2 separate regions of the Homo sapiens genome follow, and region 1 is linked to region 2. A link is a contact called in ENCODE Hi-C or POLR2A ChIA-PET data. All regions are on one chromosome and are shown on one strand. Each heading gives the region's core, a stretch centred on a gene start or an enhancer-like site at or near the end of the contact. The rest is flanking DNA. Distances are from core to core; before and after follow the strand shown. Region 1 has its middle 35 kb from the start of RSPH1. Region 2 holds the start of SLC37A1 (solute carrier family 37 member 1).

Region 1 (5,690 bases), core at 3,191-5,690, 51 kb before region 2:
AGATGGAGTCTCACTCTGTTGCCCAGGCTGGAGTGCAGTGGCATGATCTCCGCTTACTGCAAGCTCCGCCTCCCAGGTTCACACCATTCTCCTGCCTCAGCCTCCCGAGTAGCTGGGACTACAGGCACCCACCACCACACCCGGCTAATTTTTTGTATTTTTAGTAGAGACGGGGTTTCACCATGTTAGCCAGGATGGTCTCAATCTCCTGACCTCCTGATCCACCCAACTTGGCCTCCCAAAGTGCTGGGATTACAGGCATGAGCCACCACACCTGGCTGCTGTATTATTATTTACTCACATACATATCTTGCCATGACGTTGCAGGGATGCAACATGAGTTTACTACTCCATGCTCCTTCCACATAGCCACCCCCACTCCTGCCCAAGCCTGACTCCATACGCAGTGTTTGATCATAGTCCCCATTCCATAAACTGTGGTCATATTAAAAGTGAATAAAATAATCCCCAGAGTTTAGTTGTGTATCATTCTATTTCAATAGTTGTTTTTATTGTGGTGGTAAAACTAATATAACCTAGTTATAACACTCTTTATGATATTAATATAGCCTCTAATCTGTCAAAGTTTCTAATTTTGTGGGCACTCCTTTTTATTGTATTTGCAAAAAGCAGTAAAATCCGGGAATGCAGTGTACTCTTGTTCCCGGACCAGGCTGAGTGTCGGGCAGCTATTTCTTGTGGCCCAATAATGAGATGCAGATGAACTGGGGAGGAGGAGAGTTTTTATTTCTGAAACCAGTTACAGGGAGAAGGCCTGGAAATTATCACTAGACCAACTCAAAATTACAAAGTTTTCCAGAGCTTGTATACCTTCTAAGCTCTATGTCTACATGTAAGTGTGCATTCATCTGAAGACTTAAGTGATTAACTTATTTTAATCTGTAACTAATGTCTGAGTCCTGAAGACCTTCCTCTGCAGCCTCAGTAAATTTACTTATCTAAATGAGTCCAGGTGCTGGGGTGATTACCCTTATCTTGACTTCTGCTAAATCTTGGAGGTCTGGGGAGTTCCTTCAGACTTCCAATAAACTTGTTTGTGGAAGCCTGGGGAGTTTTTTAACCCCAGTAAAACTTGTTTAATCCTAAATGGGTCCTGTTAAGAATTCTTTCATTATTTTGTCATGCGTTAAGGCCCAGGAAAGGCCTGGGCAAAACCCTTGGTGGGCTTTTGTTACATTTCAGCCTTTGTATAGGGGCACTGGCTTTTCTTAGCTTTTAATATTTAACTTAACTACTCGGTCAGTACTGAAGCAGTTGTTATGGAGGCCTGCGTTAGTGAAACCTGGCCTTCCACACTCTGTTTTACATACTCTTACAAATCCAAGTTCTAGAAAATTGTTTTCAAATAAATTTATCTTACGCAGCAGCTGTGTTCTGGATTGCAAGTGGATAAAATGAAACTGAGTGGATTTAACCATGCAGCACCAATAACTACCAGGTAGGGGCTTCCCACGTGGAGGTGTCAAACGAAGTTCGTTCCCTGCACTCCCTCATGCAATCCTCAAGGCAACATGTGAGATTTGCAATGAAGAAATTATACAACACGCAGAGATCACAGAGCTAGCTAACTGTGACGCTGATGTAACCTGGAAGTTACCAGTCTTTGAACTGGACGACTGTTACACTGAGCCGTGAAAGCTGATGGTTCTCAAAATGTGGCCCCTGGACTAGCAGCACCTGTCCCCACTGGAAACTTGCTGCAAATGCACATGCTCAGGCGTGGATCCGAAATTTGGGATGGGGCCCAGCCATCTGTGATTGGACAGGTTCTCCAGGTGATTCTGATGCAGCTCAACCTGAGAATCATTTCTCTTGGGGAAGTGGCTTTGTGGAGGAATGCCACTACAGATCCAATACAAAGAATGGCCCTGGGAGGTTGGCAGTCAGGTGTTCAGGTCAGGTTTCCTCAAAGGCAAGACTCCTATATGACAGGAAGATGATCCTGCGACTTCATAACTACAGATGTGTGTGTGTATATGTATCTATGTGTGTGTGTCTATGCCATTTGTATACACGTGTTTTTTTTTTTTCTTCCTACAATGTGATGAAGAATCAAATTGCAGGCTCTTCATCCACAGAAATTCCCCCTTGTGATCTGAGGCTCTGCCGAGCAGTGGCCCCTCCCCAAAGCAGCCCCAGTTCTCCACTTCCCTCCTGGCCCCCACCCTTGATCATGGCTCCTGAGCATTTTGGGTTTTGTCCAGGGGCTCACTAAGAGCTCTGAGTAGGAAGTTCTCGCTACAAAGATTCAGCTGTGGGCGAAAACCGTATCATTTCCCCAGGTGACGTGGGGTGTGAGGGCAGGGCTGGAGTGCCCCGGGTTCACTGGGGAGCTGCAGAGACTATCACTTGCCTTCCAGGAACCCTTACCGTGTGCCAGCTTCCACAGGACTGTGGTGGAAATGTGGTCAAGGTCTTAGGAGCAGGCCACACAGGGATGGTTCATGCACTGAGGGAGGGGTGTGGAGCCTCTGATTCTGATGGGACTCCCAGGGGTGCTCACAATGGCAAATGGGCTGCTGTTACCTCCTAGCACTGGACTCTGGGTCACCCGCAAGTGTAGGTCACTTCCTTGCTGGTCAGTAATGGGGCACAAGTCACCACAGCAGGCGCCGCTCCTGAAACTCTCTTCAGGGATAGCACGGGCGGAAGTGCAGGCAGCAGGCAGAGCGTGGAGGTCCGTGTGGTGCTCAGTCACTATGGCAACTAGAGATCACAGAGCCACAGTCACCATCCCCCTAGGGCACCTGCCCAGGGAAAAGGAGAAATGTAAAACCACAAGCATACAATTAAGAACAGGTGCAGAGACCCAGCGGCTTCCAGGGCAGCTTTGAAGGGATCCCTCATCTCTCTGGTCCCAGGACATCTGTGCCAAGGGCCAAGCATGGGCCTGATTATAAGGAGCAGCACTGAGGTTCCGATTAAATGCTCAACCCTGCCTGATCTCTTACCAGGAAAGGGTGTGATATGTCCCCACCCAAATCTCATGTTCAATTGTAATCCCAAGTATTGGAGGTGGGGCCTGGTGGGAGGTGACTGGATCATGGGGGTGGATTTCCACCTTGCTCTTCTCGTGATAGAATTCTCACGAGATCTGGTTTCAAAGTGTGTGGCACCTCCTCCTTCTCTCTCTTCCTCCTGCCCTGATCTTGTAAGAGGTGCCTGCTTCCCTGTCGCCTTGCGCCATGATTGTAAGTTTCCTGAGGCCTTCCCAGCCATGCTTCCTATACAGCCTGCAGATCCCTGAGTCAATTAAACCTCTTTTCTTTATAAATTACCCAGTCTCAGGTAGTTCTTTACAGCAGTACAAGAACAGACTAATACAAGGTGTCCATGGGGAAAGACACATGGAGAGATTTGGGCAGAGAAGAAAGAGAGGCTGGAAATTTGGAGCTGCCAATTCCCCTGAACCCCTGTTGTCTACAGAGGCAGCTCCCCTTTGCTCTCCCTTCTCTTTCTCCCCTCCTCTCTCCTCCTTTCACCTCCCATCCCCCATGGAACCCAACACTCCTCTATTAAAAAGCCTTGCAATGACTGCACCTGGGGAAGTTGCCTCCTGAGCTGATGCCACTTCCCCAGGACCCACATCACACCTCTCATTGCCTCCAGTCCCAGAAAACAGTTGAGACCATCAGAGGCAGGGTGAGGAGGGCCCAAGACCCCCCTGGGAGGAGATTGCCTCAACATGGAGCTGCAGGTCCACTCTAGCAGGTAGCAGCTAGAGCCTGGGAGCAAGTGTGGGGTGGAGTCTGACAGTGCCTGCCCCACATGGAAGAGAGCGAGCCTGGATTAGGCTGGGTTTCAGGGTTTAATATGTTGGCTCAACCCCTGAGAAAGTGGTTAATAATCCTCCAGGTTGGCTAATTGGACAAAGTTAATGAGATTGAAAAGCTTGAAATCCTGGCACGCTCTAGAGAACAGAGCTCAAAGACTCAAGGAAATAGAAATGTAGAAAGGTGCCTACTATTTGCAACTGACTCAGACCTTCCCTAATATGCTTCTTCCCCAAGGGGCCCGGAGGAAGAGAGGAAATGCATTGGTGAGTCCTTCACCAGCTCTGTGGGCCGTCCTCTGTGGGCTGGAGGCAGCGCCACTCTAAGCACCAGAGTAGGGGCGGCTCTTAACCATCAGAGACAAGGCAGGTCTCAATGCCCCAAGGAGCGAGGGATCGCAGGTAACAGTATTTTGACCCATAATTGTCTATGGCAATGGGTCCTTGGTCACAGGCACCCCAGACATGAGACAGAGACCTACTAAGTGCTGCTTGACATATTTAGGTGGGGAAAGCCCAGGTCTGCTAGGAAGAATCCTGCCTCATGGCTAAATCCCAGGTACCAGACTTAAGGCGGTTTGCCACCTTTATCACAGGGTTCCAACATGAGGGCCCTTGAACTCTCCTATGGCGAGAGGCCATCTGTTTCCTGCTGGGATCCTGACTGAGAGGATGGTGCCTTCACAGACCTCACATTTCAGTGAGGGGGAGGGTCAGCACAAAGGTAATTATGCAAATTAACACAGCAGGAAGTTCTCCTTATCAGGAGATAAACAGTACAAAGTCATGCACAGCATATCCTGTTAAACCAAAATACAAAGTAAATAGTGAGAAGTAGGGTTTGATTTAGAGTCTATCTTGATCAATTAAAAATTATGAACATTGGTCCATTTTACCTTGTATTTTGAAAAGGTAAATTAGGCAAAATTGCAACTATGCCCAAATTCTTAAAATAATAGTAAGTCAACATTAATGGTGGCAGTAGAGTTCTTATACATTTTCTGACTATGTTTTATGATAGCAGAACGCAACATTTTTAACTTCATGTTTGACTTAATACATCATGTGTTCAGCAAAAGAGTCATTTTTACAAAAATATGTATGGCCTTTAATTTTCCCAAGAGCTCTTCATCATCCTTTGAATTAAATTATTTGTTTTGTCAGGGCTGGTTTGTTTCTGTTTGTTTGTTTTTTCTTTTATCCCCCTAAGTAAGGAAACAAAGGACTAGTTGTTGACAGTCTCATACCCTATTGTTACTTAGTCTCATTTTTCCAGAACCTCCTTTGTCAGTAGCTTTGTGTATAATTTGAGTAGTCCCCCACATAATGTTAATCAATTCCATGAAACCTTACAGCGTTTCCAAGATTGAAAATTTCCCTTTGCCATCCATTGGTGTTATATTTGTATTGTGTTGTGGAAAATTTGACAATCAGAAAAACTGATTGCCAAGGGCGTGGACACAATGGTTAGAGGCAGAGAGATGCTCAGGCTAAACAGGGCAGGTGTTCAGTGAGGGTGCAGCCTTTAAATGGTGCGTTTGTGGCAAATATTTTCAAGGCAGTCTGACCACTTTTGCTTCTCTACCAACTTTCTAATACGGGGTCCGAATAACGAATGCTTGGAGGGCATCCCTGGCCTACCCCAGCCCCAGGCACAGTGCCTGGCACACCCTTAGCTTTCCAGAAATAGTTATTGACTGGATGAATTGCTAATTATGGTAAATGGCATTGGTAAAAAAAAAAAAAAAAACTTCAGCCAAATTAAATTTAAAGGAGTTTAATTGAGCAATGAATGATTTGCGATGCGAATCAGGCAGCCTTCTGAGCCAGGGTAGGCTTAGAGACTCCAGCTACGTGATGGAAGCATATTTATGGACAGAAAAAGGAGAGTGAAGTA
Region 2 (6,552 bases), core at 1,499-3,998:
TAACAAATTTAAGAAGATTAAAATCATATCAAGTATCTTTTCTGACCACAATAACATGAACTAGAAATCAGTAACAGGAGGAAAATTGGAAAATTCACAAATATGCAGAAATTAAATACACACCTGAACAACCAGTGGGGTCAAAGAAGATATCAAAAGGGAAATCAGAAAATTCCTTAAGACAAATTAAAATGGAAACAACATACCAAAACGTATGGGATGCAGCAAAAGCAGTACTAGAGGGAAGTTTATAAAGAAAATGTGGTGTATAGCTGTATCTACACAATGGAATACTATTTAGCCTTAAAAAAGAAGGATTTCCTGTCATTTGCAACAACATGGATGAACCCGGAGTACATTACACTAGGTGAAATAAGCCAGGTACAGAAAAACAAATATAGGCCAGGCATGGTAGCTCACTTCTCTAATCCCAGCACTTTGGGAGGCTAAGGCAGGAAGACTGCTTGAACCTGGGAGTTCAAGACCAGCTTTGGCAACATATCAAGACCCTGTGTCTACAAAATTTAAAAAATTAGCTGGGCATGGTGGCATGGGCCTGTATTCTCAGATACTCAGGAGGCTGAGGGGGAGGATCACTTGGGCCTGGGAAATCAAGGCTGCAGTGAGCCTTGACCATTGCACTCACGCCACTGCCCTCCAACCTGGGCAACAGAACAAGACCCTGTCTCAAAACAAACCAACAAACAAACAAAAAAGAAAAATATGCATGACCTCACTTATTTTTGGAATCTGAAAAACTTGAACTCAGAGAAGCAGAGCATATAATAATGGTGGTTACCAGGGGCAGTAGGTGGGAGAAATGGGGAGTCGCTGGCCAAAGAGTACAAAGTTTCACTTAGGAAAGATGAGTAAGTTCTGGAGGGCTAATGTACAGCTCTAATGTATAGTTAGTAATAATACATTGTATACTTGAAATTTGCAAGAAGAATAGATCTTAAATATTCTCACCACCAAAAAAAAAAAAATAATGTGAGGTGATTGGATATACTAGCTTGACTGTGGCAATAATTTTACAATGTATTCATATATCAAAACATCACATCCTATACTACAAATTATGTAATTTTTATTTGTCAGTTATACGTCAGTACAACTGGGTGGGGGGGAGGGGGGGTGGGAAGAAGCTGTCTCCATATGAGGCCGAGGTGTCCTATATATCCTGAGCTTGTATTATCGCCTTTCAAGTGTAAAACCTGTAGGTGATGGGATGCCCGAAAGGTTTGAAAATCAGGAATGACAAGATCAGATTTTGCTTTAGGAGGGCAACTTGAGGCAGCTTAAAGAGTGGATTGCAGGAGGTAGAACTTGGAAGTGAGAACGCTGTTGCACAAGTGCAGTGAGAGAGGGGTAGCCTCGAGCCGAACCAATGGCAAGGGCCAGGGCTGGGGAGACCATTGGAGAGAGGGGTGGGAGCCACACTGGGCTATCACCGGGAATGGAGAGCTAGAAAAGAGAGGAGAAAGCACTGGCACAGGGGGCCTGCGGAGAGAAAGAAGGTCTGAAGAAAACCTGGCCAAAAGGAGAAGACTGGAGCCCTGGGCCATCCCGCTTGCGGAATGAGGGGCCGGCGGGCTTCCTGGGGCTGAACCCTGCGTGGCAAAGAAGTGGGCAGGTTTTCTTTCTGCCTGCAGAAGGCTTCTCAAATGCCTAACAAAGTGATGGATTTCACGCAGCCCAGCTCAGCAAAGAGAGACACAGACATCAGAGTGTTCTAGAAACAAAGCAGGGCCCCAGGGGGAAACTGCGAGGCCTAGCAGGGCAGGGGAGCCAAACACAGGGAAGAATGCCTTCTCCATTCTCCAGAGGGAAGCTCAACGTGCCTGGGGAAGGGTGCGAGGGGCACTGGCCTGTTGGGACATTTACAGCCAGGCCTCGGGTTGGTTTTATCCTTAAACATTGTTTTATCCGGGGGCAGGCTTTTTCCCCGGAAAATTTCCGCTCTGCCTCACTTTGCTCTTCCCCGAGGAGTGGGCTGGGAGCCCCCTCTGCTCTGAAGCCATCCTGGGGGTCCACTGTGGGTGTTCGGCAGTAGCTTCTAGGGGACTGGCCAGGCCCCTCCCTGGGGCTGCCTAAGGAGAAGAGTTGTTTCTGGGGTGACGTGGGAGCCTGTGTGCCAGGGCACTGGCCCGCAAGGGTAAGAACCCGGCGGGCTCCCGCAGCCTAACAGGGAGCTGCCTCTGTCACGTGCCTGCGAGGTGGGACACAAGTTGGCTTACAAGTTGGTTCGACATAGCCAAATCCGCGTGCCGCATTTCCACGCTATGGAGTGCTAGTCTTCATGATTGTGCCCCTTGACATGACACAATAGGAATAGAAGCCGGGAGGCCAAGCAAAGGCCCTCTTTGGGGGTGGGGGCGCGGCGGCATGTGACCCTCGCCGCCTGTGGGGAAGACCTGCCTTGAGGACAGAGCGCCAGGGGTGCAGAGGCCGCCTGGGACTGCCCGGAGGCCGGTGGGGAGCGCGCCAGCGAAAGCCCGTGCGCCCTCGGAGCCGGGGAAGGCGCGGGCCATGACCCGGGTTCGCCCGCAAAGGCCGGGCAGTGCCGCAAGGCGTGGGGGCGCCCCCGCCCGGTGGCCCCGGGGCTGGTGCGACCCTGGGCACGCCGGGGCCGGGGCCGGAGCCGGGGGTCGCGGCGGCCGGGGAGGGGGAGGAGCCGCGCGGCTCCGCCGGCGCCCCGCGGGCCAGGGAAAGTGAAAGGGCGGCGGGGCCTCCCGCGCGCCGCTCCAGGAAGTCGCGAGCAGGAAGCGCCCGCGGCGGCCGGGCCGGGCTGGGCTGCGGAGCGCGGGCCTCGGCGGCGCAGGTGAGGCGCGGGGCCGGGGCCGGACCGGGAGGCGGGGACCCCCCGCCCCCCCGCCCGCACCTGCGGGGCAGCCGGCGCTCAGGCGCCGCAGCCGCTCAGCACCTGCGGCGCCCTCAGGGAGCCGGGCGCGGGGCCCTGCGCACTCGGAGCTCGGCTCCTCTCCTTCCTTTTCTTTTTTTTCGGGGGGAGGTGGGGGCTGGTTTGGATGTTTTCCGAGAGCCGGGGACGGTCTCAAGCTATTTTCGCGGAGGGAAGTCTTTGAAATACGACATCTAGAAGAGTGGCCCTCGGCGACAATGCCGGGCGTTCCCGGACCGGGGCAACGCTGGGATTCCGGGGAAGTGGAGGCAGAGGGAGCGGGCACGGGGCCGGCAGCCGCTCCACGGAGTCCCCGGCAGGGGCGAGCTTAGCTGTCCAGCCGGGTCCCCTGCCCACCCCGGCCCGGGCCGCGGTGACAGCTGAGGGTCCAGAGAGCCGGCAGGAGGGGACCCTGCGCATTGTCTGCCGCGATGGGGACGTGGGCGTGCCCGCGGAATTCACCTCCTCCGGGGACCAGCCGCCCAGGGAGGAGCCGGCACAGAACGCTGGCTCGGAGCGCCGGCACCCTGGGCCTTTGCGTTGTTTGTCGGCTGAGCAGCTGGTTCCCGGAGCCCGTGGGCCTCCTGGCCAATGCGAGTGACAGCGACCTTCTGGGTTTATAATAAAGGGCTTGACGCGCCGGAAAGTCCCCTCGCCGCTGGCCACCAGCCTTCCAGCCCTTACGGCCCACGCCGTAATCCTGGTGACCGAGAAGGTACGTTCAGTCTAAGGATTTGCATTTGAACGAAGGATACTGGCCAAGCCCCTTACCACCCCCACTCCCCGCTAACACCCCAGCCCGCGGCCCCAGGTTTGAATTTCCAAAGGAGGAATTGCTAAAGCCTGCCCTTTCCGGGTCTCCCTTAGCTCTTTGCCTGGAAGGTGCCTGCCTGCCTGCCTGCCGGCCCTTGAACTTAAATCGTCTGAAGTTGTGTAAGTGGATAAATATTTTAGACTTCCCCCGTTGTTTTTTTATTAATCCCCTTTGAGAGCAAGCTTGAAAACACCTGGCCCCAGACCTGTGATTCACCAAGTCATTTTGGACCTGCATTTACACGTTCTGTTTCATGCAGCCCACCTGTGATGTTCTCTTTGTTGGGGGTTGGAGGCAGGTAAGGGAGGTGGTGCAAATGGAATTCAGGTTCCTTGTACTTCAGCCAAGGGGAAAGAGATAGTGACCATTTTCATTCATCTTTAATATGGAAAGCGCCTTTAAAAGCAAAAAGCCATAGAAAGAGCACACTCTGGACAGGAAGTTGTATTCTATCTCGTAATTTAAAAAAAAGAAAAGAAAAAATGCATGAAAACTTTTGGAGGAGAATTGCATTTCTCACCCATCTTTGCCTGTAAAGTGAGACCCAGTTAAAAAAAAATGTCATAAAGTAGATTATTTAAAATATCTGTGGGGCCGCTTTGATTATGTGTAATGCCACCTCAGCCCTAAAAAGACTGAGGAACCTTACTCCTGCTATTGCTCACTTCCTATCCCCATTATTTGAGTCTCTGCAGATTACTTGGAACCTTCTAGGCAGCGCAGATCACATGTGGGTGGGTCTGGGAGTGGAGCTTGTGAATGTTTCTTTCCTCAGCTTATTCTGTTTTACAGTTGCCTAGGGTGGGTTTTTTGAAGAAATAGGTATAAAACCATGTGTCTTTCAGAGTCTGTTTGTTTTTTTAACTTTTAGTTTCAGGGGTACATGTGCAGGTTTTACAGGTTGTAATAAAGATGCTCTAATGGGCTGTTTCCTAAGTTACTATCTTTTTATATTTTTTTAAGACAGGGTCTCGCTCTGTCGCCCAGGCTGGAGTGTAGTGGTGCAATCTCAGCTCACTGCAACCTCCGCTTCCCAGGTTCAAGTGATTTTCATGCCTCAGCCACCCGAGTAGCTGGAATTACAGGTGTGCACCACCACGCCCAGCTCTTTTGTGTATTTTTGGTAGAGATGGGATTTTGCCATATTGGCCATGCTGGTCTCGAACTCCTGGCCTCAAGTGATCTGCCTGCCTCTGCCTCCCAAAGTGCTGGGATTGCAGGCATGAGCCACCATGCCTGGCCTAAGTTGCTGTGTTTGACAGTGCAATGAAACTGGACATTCTGCCGCTTTTCCTCCCTGGAATGGTAAGTTCCAGGGGGGCCTGTAGAGAGTGACTTTTTAAAAAAGTATCTCTTCTTTTTATGTACTTGGGCAGTGTGCCAAAAACTGGGTTTAAACCAAGTGATTTGCTCCCATTCTGCTGCCCTTTCTCTGCAGGGGATGGGCAGGAAGAAGAGTGGCTGGAGGGAGGAGGTGGCTCAGAGAAACAGGACAAACTGGAATCTGCCCCACTTATCCAGCTGACCCAGGCGAGCCGCCTAGCCTCATTTTTCTCCCTTGTGAAAAGAACGCCCTGCCTCTTCAGGGTGGTCACGGGGCTCAAATGAGAGCATGTCAGTCATGGTTCGTGCTTCCAGAGGTCTTGACCCACTCAAAATGAAGTGGTCTTTAGTGGTGCTGCACAGGCTAGGGAGGAAGGGCCTCATTAGTTGAGCTCTTAACATCCCAAATGTAAAATCACTGTCTTTGCACATCTTAACTGCACTCACTATGAGAATTTATAGCACTTTTCTTTCACCCATTTTACAGGGAAAAGAATCCATCATTGTTTTAAAAAGAAATCAAAGAGGTTTTTTTTCCCTTCTTGATTTGTCAGTGCCTTCTGGGCCTTTGATGTTGTTGTCACAGGTTTTATCAGAGTTGGAGGTTTTTGATTTATTTAGTAGATGGCAATGGAATGTTTCCAGACACGCTGGACATGGAGAAGCAGCACTTGAGAGGAAGACGTTTGCTTCTGACCATCCGTTTCCAGACACTGTTGAACCAAATTCTTTACTCTGAAGTTGTCATCACAAAGTCATTTCCCAGAGTAGATCCAGACCCATTCTGGAGCCCACCCATTTTGAGCAAAATATTGCTTAAATCTAGAGGTTTGAGCAGACGTGGTTTTGAAGTATTTGTGGCTGTTCATTCAACGTGAGTTTCTTGAGCACGTGGTCTGTGCTAGGTTCTGGACAAGGAGATGGAAGTAGGACCTTGCCCTGCAGTCCCGGGCCTTCCTCTTTTGAATTTACAATGAGGATAATATCAGCTAGTGTTTGTTGCGCATTTACTACGTACCAGGCCACTTATCAAGTGCTTCCCATAGGTTATCTCATTGCATGTTTATAACAACATGGATGCTATCATCCCCATTGTTTAGCCTTGAAGGAGAGGGAGCAGAAAGGTTAAGTGACTTGCCTCGGCTTACACAGCCCAGGGTCAGCCTTGGAAGGAGGAGGTATTGGAGTGGGGTGAATCCCACCTATTCAGGCCCTGTAGGACCTAGGAGAAAGGTGTAGTTCTGGCTGGAGCAGATAGAAGAGATGAGGGGCGGCTCCTGGGACGAAAGCTCAGCAGGGATTTTGAATCTTTTTGTAAAAGGTGGTATAAGGGAAAAATCCTTGGAGAATGTGCATTTTTGGAAGCTCACTTTCGAGGGAGGCAAAAGTGAATGTGGGGAACTGATTGGCTTTGGAGGACGCAGTGACTCAGGAATGTCATGAGTTTGACATTGGGATGGGAGACCAGGCCTGCCTGCTGTGCTGGGCCCCTTCTCAGTTCTCTGGCCTCCCTCCC

Evidence for each region. A loop is a pair of places that touch in the nucleus more often than their neighbours do. ChIA-PET counts read pairs that join two places held with the same protein, here RNA polymerase II (POLR2A). Pooled maps may share reads with other maps.
Region 1: a map of CD4-positive, alpha-beta T cell shows a loop between it and region 2 (11-fold over the local background). The contact joins the enhancer-like site here to the promoter of SLC37A1 in region 2. A Hi-C loop is called at or near these places in 23 of 168 maps with a recorded cell type or tissue (B cell, CD4-positive, alpha-beta T cell, CD8-positive, alpha-beta T cell and 16 more), 33 of 37 single-sample maps with no recorded cell type and 22 of 50 pooled maps. POLR2A ChIA-PET finds 5 or more read pairs at or near these places in 14 of 52 experiments (CD4-positive, alpha-beta T cell, GM12878, H1 and 9 more).

The regions. Positions count from the first base shown.
Region 1 is chr21:42,458,256-42,463,945 of GRCh38, forward strand. No RefSeq gene overlaps it. Among named protein-coding and RNA genes, the nearest start is that of RSPH1, 35 kb to the right of the region's middle. RefSeq lists an enhancer at 5,622-5,690. Within about 2 kb of position 4,441, at least 7 of the 41 ENCODE cell types and tissues checked have a DNase peak (open chromatin) inside an H3K27ac peak, as active enhancers do; they include B cell and OCI-LY7, where a contact is called at or near this core.
Region 2 is chr21:42,511,104-42,517,655 of GRCh38, forward strand. It overlaps SLC37A1 (solute carrier family 37 member 1), which reads left to right and starts at 2,749. Exons shown (of 20, transcript NM_001320537.2): 1 at 2,749-3,614. RefSeq lists enhancers at 1,153-1,875, 1,876-2,598, 3,440-3,669 and silencers at 2,510-2,869, 3,090-3,169, 3,180-3,279.